2 separate regions of the Homo sapiens genome follow, and region 1 is linked to region 2. A link is a contact called in ENCODE Hi-C or POLR2A ChIA-PET data. All regions are on one chromosome and are shown on one strand. The core of a region is the stretch at or near the end of the contact, and the rest is flanking DNA. Distances in the headings are between cores, read along the strand shown.

The links. A loop is a pair of places that touch in the nucleus more often than their neighbours do. ChIA-PET counts read pairs that join two places held with the same protein, here RNA polymerase II (POLR2A). Pooled maps may share reads with other maps.
Region 1: a map of sigmoid colon shows a loop between it and region 2 (2.3-fold over the local background). The contact joins the promoter of DHX36 here to the promoter of ARHGEF26 in region 2. A Hi-C loop is called at or near these places in 8 of 168 maps with a recorded cell type or tissue (CD4-positive, alpha-beta memory T cell, chondrocyte, colonic mucosa and 4 more), 2 of 37 single-sample maps with no recorded cell type and 23 of 50 pooled maps. POLR2A ChIA-PET finds 5 or more read pairs at or near these places in 3 of 52 experiments (A549, Panc1 and activated naive CD8-positive, alpha-beta T cell).

What each region holds. Positions count from the first base shown.
Region 1 is chr3:154,322,529-154,328,348 of GRCh38, reverse strand. DHX36 (DEAH-box helicase 36) reads left to right here and starts at 3,862. Exons shown (of 25, transcript NM_020865.3): 1 at 3,862-4,175. The coding sequence starts at 3,933. RefSeq lists an enhancer at 3,675-3,969.
Region 2 is chr3:154,120,062-154,126,781 of GRCh38, reverse strand. ARHGEF26 (Rho guanine nucleotide exchange factor 26) reads right to left here and starts at 5,392. Exons shown (of 15, transcript NM_015595.4): 1 at 5,263-5,392; 2 at 3,707-4,840; 3 at 2,333-2,372. The coding sequence starts at 4,789. ARHGEF26-AS1 (ARHGEF26 antisense RNA 1) reads left to right here and starts at 5,572. Exons shown (of 4, transcript NR_037901.1): 1 at 5,572-5,710.

The DNA.
Region 1 (5,820 bases), core at 2,613-5,112, 200 kb before region 2:
TCTAAAACATTTGAAGAGATTTATTCTGTGCCAGATGCTAATGTCCATGGCCCATGACACAGTCCCAGGAGATACTGAGAACATGTATCCAAGGTGGTCAGGGTACAGCTTTGTTCTATATATTTTAGGGAGACATAAAACATCAATCAATACATGTAAGATGCACATTGATTCCATCTGGAAAGGTGGGACAACTCAAAGGAGGAGGGAGTTTTCCAGGTCACAGGTGAATTCAAAGATTTCCTGATTGATTGAAAGAGTTTATCTAAACACCTGGAAACAACAGAAGGGACTGTCTGGGTTAAGATAAGGAGTTGTGAAGACCAAGGTTCTTATTATGCTGATAAGACCTCCAAGGTTGCAGGCTTCAGAAAGAATAGATTGTAAATATTTCTTATTCAACTTAAAAAGGTTCCAGACTCTTAGTTAATCCTCTTCTGGATCATGGAGAAGAAATGGAAAGGGGGAAGGAGGTTCTCTACAGAATGTAGATTTTCCCCATGAGAGACAGCTTTGAAGGGCCATTTCAAAATATGTCAAATAAATATATTTTGGGGTAAAATGCTTTCTTTCAGGGCCTACTACTATGTTGACATCATATTGCTACAAAGAGTCTGTTCTGTCAGTCTTAAGGTCTCTGCTTCAATGTTAATACTGGTCAGCTGTACCTGATTCCAAAGGAAGGAAGGTATAATGAGGCATGTCCAACCTCCCATTCCCATCATGGCCTGACCAAGTCAGGTTTACTTTAGGATGCTTTTGGCTTAGAGGACGGGTCCATTCAGTTGGTTGGGAGGGCTTCCAATTTTATTTTGGGGCAATGTGCGGTGGCTCACACATGTAATCCCAGCACTTTGGGAGGCCGAGGCAGGAGGATTGCTTACACCCAGGAGTTCAAGGCCAGACCAGCCAAAATAGGAAGACCCCATCTCTACCAATCTTTTTTTTTAATTAGCTGGGTGCGGCAGTACGCGTCTATGGTCCCAGCTACTTTAGGGGGCTAAGGTGGGAGGATCACTTGAACCAGGGATGTTGGGGCTGCAGTGAGCCATGACTGTGCCACTGCACTCCATCCTGGGTAACAGAGTGAGACTCCATCTCAAAAAAAAAAAATGTATTTTTGGTTTACAGAGCTATTCCTGGAGCATGGATGGCTGCTGTTTTGTCCTCACATGGCCTTTCGTCTGAGAGGGAGGAACAAGCTCTCTGATGTCTCTTTTTAAAGGGCACTAAACCTATTATCAGGATCTCACCTTTATGACCTCATTTTGCTTTAATTACATTTTTTAGAGGCCTCTTCTACAGCCATATTGGGAGTTAGGGCTTCATCATGAATTTTGCATGAACACAAAGATTTAGCCCATAACACTCTCACCATTTTCTTCCCACTTTGCCCCTATCATCTTCAGTATGCCTACTCAATCTCATCTCTTAGACAGTTGACATATTTTTCACATCAGGAGTGCCCAATTGGGATGCTTTTATAGAAACTATTCATTCCTACGGCCTTAATCACATGTGCCAAGGACTCCCAAAACATATAATTTCAGTCTACTCTCTTTGTACTTTTAACGTTTCAACTTTTCTTTTTTCTTTTTTTTTTTTGATGGAGTCTAGCTCTGTTGCCCAGGCTGGAGTGCAATGGGACAATCTTGGCTCACTGCAACCTCCATCTCCTGGGTTCAAGTGATTCTCCTGCCTCAGCCTCCTGAGTAGCTGGGATTACAGGCATGCACCACCATGCACAGCTAATTTTTGTATTTTTAGTAGAGACGGTTTCACCATGTTGGCCAGGCTGGTCTCAAACTCCTGGCCTCAAGTTATCTGCCCACCTTGGCCTCCCAAAGTACTGGGATCACAGGTGTGAGCCACCACACCTGGCCTCTGTGCTTTTAACTCTTACAGCCTGCTTTCTAGATACTCCATTTGTATGTTTCATAAGTTCCTCAAAGTCCACATGTAAAAATAAAACACATTAACTTGCCCTGCCCCTCACCCCCAAAATGTTCCTTGTCCTGTGTTTCTCATCTCAGGATACAATGTGCCTCCCCATGGGTTAATAATTCAAATCTTAAACTTGGAGTCGTTTAACCCTTCCAATTCTCCACATTCAATGAATCATCAAATTTAAGTAATTTTATCTTCTAATGTCTCCTGATTCCAATTCTTTCCACATGTAATGCCCTGTCATCCCATTTTGCCTCCCCTACATCACATTAACTAGTTTCCCTGTATCCACTCTTGTCTCCGCTATTTATTTCCAATTGAAGCAGTCAAAATAACCACTGCTCTGCATAAACATATCACTGTTCTTTAAGTGGCACATAAGTTTTCCATAATCAGACCCCTATCTACCTCTTTGGCCTTCCCCATCAGGCTTTAAGATTCAGGGTAGTTGTTTTAAGTTCTCCGATGTCTCACATCATTATCTGTCTTTACACATTGTTCCTTTCACCTGCCATACTTTTCTTCTGCCCATTAGTCTGGCAAAAGTCTACTTATCTCAAAAGTTGTTGCATAACTCACCTAACTCCAAAATTAAATTCTTTTGCTGTAGTATCTCTTGGCTCTTAGGGAGGAAATACTTTTTGTCTACTTTCTTAGATTCAGTGTTTGCAGGCCCCAGACTTAAAGTGACAAAACAGATTAGCAAAAGAAAAGACAGACTTAACCACATACATAATAGAGTTCACAGAAAAAGGTGATTCAGGGAGGTAGAGTTCTGACTTATCTACCATCTTATAAAGGGAAGGAAAGGGGAAAACAGCACGTATGGAAAAAACAAATGACTTTTAGTAAAAATAAATGACACCTTAAAACAGATGCCAGATATGATAGCTTTGTGACAATGTCTATTCAAGTGTGTTGCCAGCTTCTAACCTCCAGTGATAAGAGTCAGTCTTCCTGGGTTTCCCTCCCAGGGAGGAGCTTGATTTGAATTCCTCCGTGTGGTTCTGCATTTAGACAGGTAGATTTCAGAAACTCAAATGTCTTTGCTCAAAATAATTTTTAGGCCACAATGGTGTATTGTAGACCCCTTCCTGGCATACAGCATTTCCCTTTCTTAATTCACTGCACAAAGATAGCCTTTGTCTTTCCCTTAAGACTGTAGGCAAATAAAAGCTCATGCCATACTTGCTTTGTTCAGTGAGTATTCCCAGCACCTTTACATCAGTTAACTGTAACATGAGCTGGATATCTCCTGGTGTACATCCAAGCCTGTGTGGCCCAATTACTTGATTATTCAAGAACAGCTTGTACAAAACACTCAGTGTGCTGGTTAATAAACAGTATGTGGCTTCATATGAACACATGAATCTTCAAAGTAGTTTATTTACATTGCCTAAGAGCTCTGCACCGAATTTGGGTAGACACGCTCATCTTAACACTATTGGATAAACGTACTAAATAGTGACAACACTTTCAAGGAGGTAAGGGGATTTTAAATTACATATTTGAATAGTTGTCAGGCTGTTTTCAAGACTAGAAGAACTCATTTTTTAGAGACTTTTCTTTAGAAGACGGCGAATTGATCCAAGGGTTCTTTTGTTTCAATCAACGTTTACTACCCTAGGACCTAAGTGCAAAAAAACTGCGGATTTACCAGGAATAAGAAAGTAAAAACCAAAAGCTATTGGCTCACTTGCTGGGCCTAGGGAAAGAAAATCTACGAGCCTTTGGCTGGCTGTTGCTCCAGAGGTACAAAGATAAACAACTCGGGGGCTCAGACAGAACCTGATCCCTGCCACCCTCCAGACCACCGGGGTCGTCCTCCCGTGACGTCACCAGAAACCACTGCTTGTGACGCTAAATGGCCCGCCCTCTTGTGCGGTGCTACGGAAGCAAAACGGAAGTGGGCGCACAGTGGCTTCCGGGCCCGGACGCCATTTCCAGCGGTTGCTGGTTCTGACGGGTTGTAGTCTGCCAGGACAATGAGTTATGACTACCATCAGAACTGGGGCCGTGATGGGGGTCCCCGCAGCTCCGGTGGGGGCTATGGAGGGGGGCCAGCAGGGGGTCATGGAGGTAACCGAGGCTCCGGAGGAGGCGGCGGCGGCGGAGGGGGTGGTCGAGGCGGCAGGGGCCGGCATCCCGGGCACCTGAAAGGCCGCGAAATCGGCATGTGGTACGCGAAAAAACAGGGGCAGAAGAACAAGGAAGCGGAGAGGCAAGAGGTAATCTCGGATTCAGTAGTGGAGAGGATGAGGCAGCACAGGTTTTCTTCTCTCTCCCGCTGCCCCCTTTTTCTTGGTTTTGTTTCTTAAGTGATGCACGTGTTTTGTGAAATGTAAATGAGGCGCAAATATATTATGCTGGCGCTCCCCGTAGCGGGTGTACTGCGTAACATTAGCCATGCTCATCTGACCAAAAACAGGCAGGATTTATGCAGGCTGAATATATACTTTGCTTAAAGGACTTGAGAACTGTGACAAAGCAAATGTTAAGTTCACGTTCCAACCGAAATTAACTTTATTAGGAGTGTCGTTGTCGTATCTCTGGCCGTCCTTTCCCTTAGAATAATAATTGTCACTTTAAGGTCTTTGCCTGGTGAAGAAGCACATAGCGACCTTTCTACATTTGAGATAGGTTTGCGCGGAACAAAAGCAGGCAGACACTGTTTTGGATGTGGATCATTCAGAAAAATAGTCCAGCTTTTATTATTAGTGTTAAAATTATCTGCAAACCTAGGTTTTTGTTTTTTATGTTGGGGTGGAGAAATTTCTATTGATGAGCAGATTCTCTTTGAAAAGGAAAATGAAAGGAATCTCCAGAGATGATTTGGCTTACTCTCCTCTCTTCAGGTGATTGTCAGGTTGATTTGTGTCTTAAAGATCTGTAGTAAGGGAAACAAAGTTCTCCGAGTGACTAGTAAATAAAATTCTAATAAAAAATAATTTTTATCATTAAGCAGGAACTTTCTTAGTATAGGCCTTTGGTGACTTTTTAAAAGCACCTTATAAAATGTATTATAGAGTGTAATTAGATCATCATTTAGGCAACTTTTTTTTTTTTTAAGACAGGGTCTCACTCTGTCGCCCAGGCTGGAGTGCAGTGGCACGATCTTAGCTCACTGCAACCTCCGCCTCCCAAGTTCAAGCGATTCTCCTGCTTCAGCCTCCCGAGTAGCTGGGATTACAGGCGTCCGCCACCACCTCCGGCTAATTTTTGTATTTTTAGTAGAGACGGGGTTTCACCATGTTGGCCAGGTTGGTCTCGAACTCCTGACCTCAGGTGATCCACCCAACTCGGCCTCCCAAAGTGCTGGGATTACAGGCGTGAGCCACCACGCCAGGCCTAGACTACTATTTTTAAACCGTTCCATTTCTTTTTATTTCTTTTAACCATGTCATGTTCATTCAGGTGTTTTGGGGGCCTTATCCATTTATCTTCATAATTTAAACTTTTCTTTAAAAAACAAATCCATTTCTTTTACAGCCCCAAATTAACTTTTTCGTTGGGCATACTGGCTTGAAAATCAGGATACGGACGTCTAAGTAACTTTACAACTTTTATTTATTAAGGCTCTGTTTGAAACAAGGTTTTATGCATATTGCTCCAGGGACTTGAAGAAATGTGGTATTCAAAGAGCTTACAGTCTAGCTGAGAAAATAATACCTAAACAGATGAAAAGTTAAATAAGTCAGGAAAAAATGTTCATTATTGTTTCCACATGAAGGGTATAGCCAGTTGTGCAGTGGATGTTATGAATGGAACTTTTCATTTCTACTTGCGTTCCCATCCTCCTTTTAGTGGTGACACGACCATTTATTCACTTGGCAAGGCCAAATGAGATTTATCTTTGCTTCTTCCCCTTCATTT
Region 2 (6,720 bases), core at 4,143-6,642:
TTAAAAGAACTAGGGAAAGTCAACGTGGCAAAAGCTTGGGTATGTCTAGTGGCCACAGTGTACAAGGTGAGTTTAGAGACATGAGCCAGACAGTCCAAATCAAGGAAATATTTGTAGGCAATGGTAAAAACTGGATTTCACCCTGAGTACAAAAGGATTGAGTTTCTTTCACACTGTCATGATAGCATTTCTTTCCTGAACACAATGGGACTCCATGAAAAGGAAAGACTTGCTTAGATTAGACAGCAAAACATTGACTACCTAGGAGACTAAGAAGCTATTGGGGTAGTCAACGAAAGATGATGGAGATTTGAGCTACATAACATAGAACAGACTGGTGAAAGACCGGATATGGGGGCAGAGAGAGGGAGGTGTTAAGGGTGTTTCCTAGGTCTGCAGGCCTCACAACCAGAAAGTAGGAGATGGGAACACCAGAAGAGATTCAGGTTTAGTGGGGAAGATTATGAGTTTGGTTTGGGGCATTTTGAGTTTGAACTGACTTTCCCATCTACCAAAACAAGCATGCATCTGCCCCTTTTCTCATCAACTACAGAATATTCTGTATGCACTATGACTAAAGTAACACTGGAGTCTATTCAAGATTTTACTGGTCTCTGATTGTCATGCTATGTAAAGCAGATTATGAGGGTAAAGGCTGAGTCTCCCCTAGTCTTCAAAGTACTAAGTAGTTGGCACAAAGTATATATGCATAACATTGTTGACAGATTTCTCATTCATTTTCACAACAACTTAGGCAACAGTATTATTAACCTCATTTCACACATGAGGTGGCTCAGTGAGGTCCCTGTGATATTAAGGGTTTTTCTCAGTATCACTTAACTGATGAACAGGAACAGCAAGACAGGAACCCAGGTCTGCCTGGCTCTAATATCACAGATTCTCACCATTTAGACACACTGCTTCTTTAGTTACATTCTTGTTAATCATTAACTGTAAGAATCCTGCATTCCTCATGTACATATGTATGTACATGAAAAAAATTTCTAGGTCATTATATTTGAGAAGAAATGAGAGGATACACAGAAACAGCTCCTTATAAAAGGAAATAACGTAAAACTAGTTATAATGAAGTCTACTCTCTGACTTCAAAAAAAATCTAAAAATTTTAAACTCTCTTAGGCAGAGGTCACAAAATAAATATCAAATTCCAGGGAATGTAAAGCATCTCCTTAGGTAAATATTAGGTAGATGCTGTTCACTTCATAGTCAGAGTGCTATAAGAAGCAGCAAACTGGACTAAGAACTCGATCTGTGTCCTACTACTGGCTGTGTAACTAGGTGTGACAGCAGACAGGTTACCAAACCTCTCAGATCTTCTGGTTTCCTCAATTATAAAATTAGGGAGATGAACTTATTCCAACCAGCTAAATACTATATCTGGATTTCCTAAGATTGGTGCGGTGAATGAATTTTTATAGATAAGTCATTTATAAATGTTCCAATGGGAAACTCATCTTTATAAAAATTATATAGGGAATTACTTGACAATCACCTAAGGCTACATATTTTATAACTCTGGGTGATTGTACATTTGCTTGACCTATGGAGGGGCACTCCCTTCTTTATTATTCTTTGAAGGTTGGAAAATCTTCACACTTCAAAACATGACAAAAATTTAACTACCCTCACTACCACCATGACCCTCTAGCCCAACAAGTGCTACAGCTGGGACTGCTCCCTTCATGCTCTTCCAGTTGGCTGACGCTTGACCCATCTATTTAAAAAAGTCCATTAATCTGATTAGGGTTTGAACACCTGGTTGAAGCTGCTTTTTTTTTTTTTGAGATCCTTAATAAAAATACTACATGGGTTGAAAAGTCTTAAGAATATGTTTTTGTCAGCCAGGAGAGTTAGAGTTTCCCCAAAGCTGAAACTTAATAAGGAAACAGGAAGTCAGAAATGATAATCAAATGTGGAAATATGGGCAGAATACTAAGTCAAAGGAAATGTGACCTAAAGAAATATGACTTCAGATCTAAATGCCAAAATCAGAATTTTTAACTAAAAAGCTAGATCTTGCTCTTACCCTTCCTGAGGAACATGGGGATGGAGCCAAGGTAGAGAAGAATTAAAAATCCCAGGACATCGACTGAAAAAGTTATCAGCCTATAAAAAATGCCATTAACTATATTCACCATTAGTATTACTAGATAAAAATTTAGCTTAGTGAGAAGCTTTGGACTGTATAATTTGAGAAGAAGTTGGACATATTTCTCATCGTAAGCATTTTTGTTACTGCAGTTGGATTTCAACTTATAATTGGTATTCCACATTGAAACAGCAATGAAAGTTTGGAAAATTAAATGCTTACCTTCCCCATCAAATGTTCCTTGTCCTTTCAGCATTTTTTTCTAAGAGACAAAAAAAAGTAAAAAAAAAAAAAAAAAAGGAAAAGCAAACTATGTATGAATGAGCCAAATAGAAAATACAGCTATTTTAAGTAAAAATACTTTTTTTTAGTCATTACATTAATTAGATTTCCAAGAGCGCACAGAAGCTGAGCCCTGGAGGAGTTCACTCATTTGATCACTACAATTCACTGAAACAATGAAATAAAATGTACAAGATCCCCCACACCCTGTCAAAACAGATTGAGAATCCTCAAATAACTAGCAGGTCAGCTCATTTTACAACTCGTGATTCACCATCACTGTTAAATTGAACTTTGCTATACTTGCAGAGTTGGAAAAAACACATAAAATGTTATGTAATTTATTTTCTTTAAGACCACGGGCTCTAAAATAAAACAGGCTTGCTTGTGTTTTGCATATGTGCCATTTATATAGACTGGTTCCAGTGCTCTGATTAACCAAGAAAAAATGTGGCTGCCAAAAAGAATCTGCCTTATTGCTGAAACCTGTGTTGTTTCTGTGGAAGGAAGCACACACTCCAAAATACCCCTCTTCAGTTTTCCCTGTTTCTTTATGTCATATTTGACAATATTTTAATAAGTGCAGCTAATGGGACAATATAGGGGAGCAATACCACACAGTGTCCACCCTAACCTTAAGTTTTCAGCTGCCAATCTGTTACATGCACTCAAGGATGAATGGGCATACAACGGGAATAAAACACAACCAAAGGCCACGGTGACAAAAACAAGCAACAAAAAAGATGACAAAATATTTATGTCTTTTGTGATCCTGGCAACTGATTTTCAAATTCACATTCTACCTGAATGACATCAAGTGCGTAGTAACCACTCAAAATTCAGTAAGTAAAAGCAAAAAATAATCAACAGGCTCAAACAGGAATCAGTATTTTTCTGAATCAGCTGTGATAACAGCTATCATTGACTGAAACCTCTAAGCAAACTCCAGACAACTTGACTGCAGAGTGCGGTTCTGAACATGCTCCTCCCCCTTTCAGCTATCTCTTTTAAAAGTGGTAAAGACTCACTCAGCCAATAATCTGCCATATTTCACTCTTGTCCCCCCCAATTCTGCCTGAGCTTAGAAATTTAAAAGTGATGAATTTCACTTCTTCCCACAAAGTTGCACTAAACTCGGCTGTGCCTGCCAGCATCAAAGTGGCCAAGAGCTGGATGTACACTAGCAATCAAGAGCAAAACACAGAATTAAAACGGAATGACTTCTTCGGGTTTCCTCTACGCTCCTCCTCCCCACTCCCAACACATTTACTTTCCGCTTAGTGAATGGCGTGCCACACTCCTGCCCACTTTTACCTTTATCCTTCCCAGACTGGAAAACTTCTCCTTGTCTTCCATCACCACTTTCAGAACAGGCTGGGACATTCTGTTCTTCTTCTTCGAGCTGGTAGGACTGTCAAAATCAAAGCCACTGACCACTGCCCTGCGATAAGACGTGGACCGCAAGCCTCTCCGCAGAGACCCTGGGCTATCCACGTCGTTATCGACCTCACTCTCCTCCCCTGCGTGACCCAGGGGTCCTCCTAGGCCCTCCACCATGCTGCGCACCTTGAGGAGTCTCTTGTGGGGCTCCACATTTTGATTGTTGGATTTACTTATTTTAATTTCCGAGGCCAGACTCTTCGGAATGATCTGCTGCTTCCCCACTTTGAGGGCGGCGGGGCTGTTTGTACTCAAAACCACGGAAGGATTCTCGAGGAGCTCGTTCTCCTGGGAGGGCAGCCTTTGGAGGGGGAGTTTTTGTTCCGAAGAACTTTTCTGGGGCCCAGGAAAGAGCCCCCGTTCGGGGTCCTTTGCCTTCCGGCCGGACTGCGAACCTGACCCAGGAGAGTCGTTATTAGCGGCAAGGCCATTTGCAGTGGGCGAAGGCACCGGGCTGGCAGTCAACCCAGTAAGGTCCTCCTCGGGGGTGCAGGGGGCGGGCGCGTTAGGAGTCCGCGGGGGGCGCAGAACCGGCGGCGGCGGCGGCGCAGGCAAGGTCACCGCGCCATTTGCTGGGGATTTCGGGGAGCCGCCAGGCACCGCTTTGGGGAGCTTGGGTGACTTGGGCCGTCGAAGTCGAGGAGAGGCAGCCCTGTACTCCGGGGATGCCGTCCCACCATTGGCCACCGCTCTCCGCTGGGCGCCCAGAAGCAGGGGGCTCCTATGTACCGTCCTGCTGTCCGAGGCGGTGGGCACCTGGGCGGGAATCTGCGCTGCGAGGAGCGTCCCTCCGTCCTCCACCGGGAAATCCGTAATTAGTAACCCGTTGGGGCTCTGGTAGGACTGGGGCCTCGGCTTGCTCCGGCCCAGAACCTGGTGGGGCTGAGGAATCGACCGCCTCCGCCACAAAGGGGTTATGCTGTTGCTAGAAAAATCCACCTCGCTCTCGCCGTCCATAGCCGGGCCTCGAAGTCAGCGCCGGGAGGAGCAACACCGAGTTAGTCTTGCCTAAAGAGGAAAGAAGTTAGGAAACTGTGCCTCTGGACAACCGGGGACGCCTGGCCGACTCGCGTGCTCCCAGACCGGCGGTCCCCCTGCTGCTGCGCAGGACACGACTGCACCGCACTTACCCGCCCTTTCTCGGGCAAAAACTGCACCACTGCGGTGCGCGGTTCCCGGCAGAAATCTGGGCTGCCGCCCAGGCGGATTAATCCAATCACCTCCGCGTCCCTCCCGCGCCAAAAGACCACCCGCAGCAAATGAGCCCGCCACCCATTCACTGAGTGCAAGCCGAGGCACAAGAAACTTGGGACGAGTTCAGCTTTCTTGGGAAACTCGCCGCGGGACGCTCCCTTCTGTCGCCATCCAGCCTCCCGCCCTCATCATGGGTACCCTCGCGCTCCAGGTGCGCGGCTCCCACGCAAATTTACCTTCTGGGGCTTGCAATGTCCGGGGCCGAGGAGCACCCACTACCCCGTGGGTGGCCCGGGTCCGGGACCGAAGCGCAGCCGCGAGAGCTTAGGAGAGCGCTGCCGCCGACCGCGGCGCCGGCGCCGGCCCGCCCCCACGCCTGACTACGCCCCCACACTTGGCCCCGCCCCCGTTTCGGCCCCGCCCAGATCCGCCTCCATCGCAGCCAGAAGCAAGAAGCTGTCTTCCCGCCCCCGCGTGCCTACAATCAGCCCCAGTCTCCCTGGGAAACCGACGAGCGCACCTGAGCTGGGTTCTGAGCTCCAGCGTTTTGGGGCTAGAAGTTGCGGACTAGTAGCTGAGGCGGCACGGGAGTGTAGGCGCGCGGGGTCGTTGCCGGGGGCACAGAGTGAGAACAAGCAAGGGAGCCCTGCTGAATTGCAGCTTAGGAAGCCCTGAATCCTGGAGGTGCGTTGAAACCGAGAACGCGCGGCGTAGTAGACTTTGTGAGATGCGTGGGCAGTAGCGCAGAGTTCTAACGCAGAGTCATGCCCTCTCAGCATTCAGGTGGTCTTAAATCAGATGGGCTCGTCCCAGTGCTGAAAATGCATTATAATATAAACAGATAGATGGGCTTGTTTGTGCCTAGAGTCTTTCCGTAGGAAAGACTGGCAGCTCTGAAGAGGGAAACTGGGTGGCTAGGAAACCGGAGGGAGGGAGAGTTTTCATATAATTATTTTTGGTCCTTGTATGCTTTGCATCTTGAAACCTATCTGTGAAAAATAAGCTCAATTTACACTACAAAAAAAGTATTGGTTTCCAACAGTACATAGAATAAAACTCAAAATCCTTAGCATGGCTTACAAGACACTTCACTACTGCCCTACTTCTTCAGCCTAGTCTTTCCTCCATCACTTTCTTCATTATTTTTTTGGCCACACTCAAAGTTTGACAGCCTCATAACCTTCCCTTTCGTTCCTTCTTGACCCGACTTGTCACTGCGTCAGAAAGGCCTTCCCTGTCCCCTCCTTAATTATACCATTGCCCCGTTTATTTTCCCAGCCACTTGTTCTCTTCTATTTTTGCACTTATAAAATTTTGTATATATATATATTTATGTGTTTATGTTTATTGTCTTTTGTCTTTACACAGTAATTTGCATGAGGGCAGGGGTCATGTTTTTTTTTCTTCTCCGTATTTCCGGCACATGGTGGGCACTTAATATTTATTTAATGAGTGAGAGAATGAATGACAGGAATGAAGTGAAAACAGTGACCATTCCTTCCAAAGTGCTTGGTTGTCAAATAGTAGAAAGATGGCTGTGTCTTGGCCAGGCTCCTGCTGTGTGACAATAATGAGGCAAACTTGAGAAGACAAATAATTTTAGACCATAAGAGCTGTATAATTGATTCTATTAGCAAGACAAATGGGCCCTTCTCCAAGTTCTCTTTCTGCATTCATGCATTCAGCAGGGATGC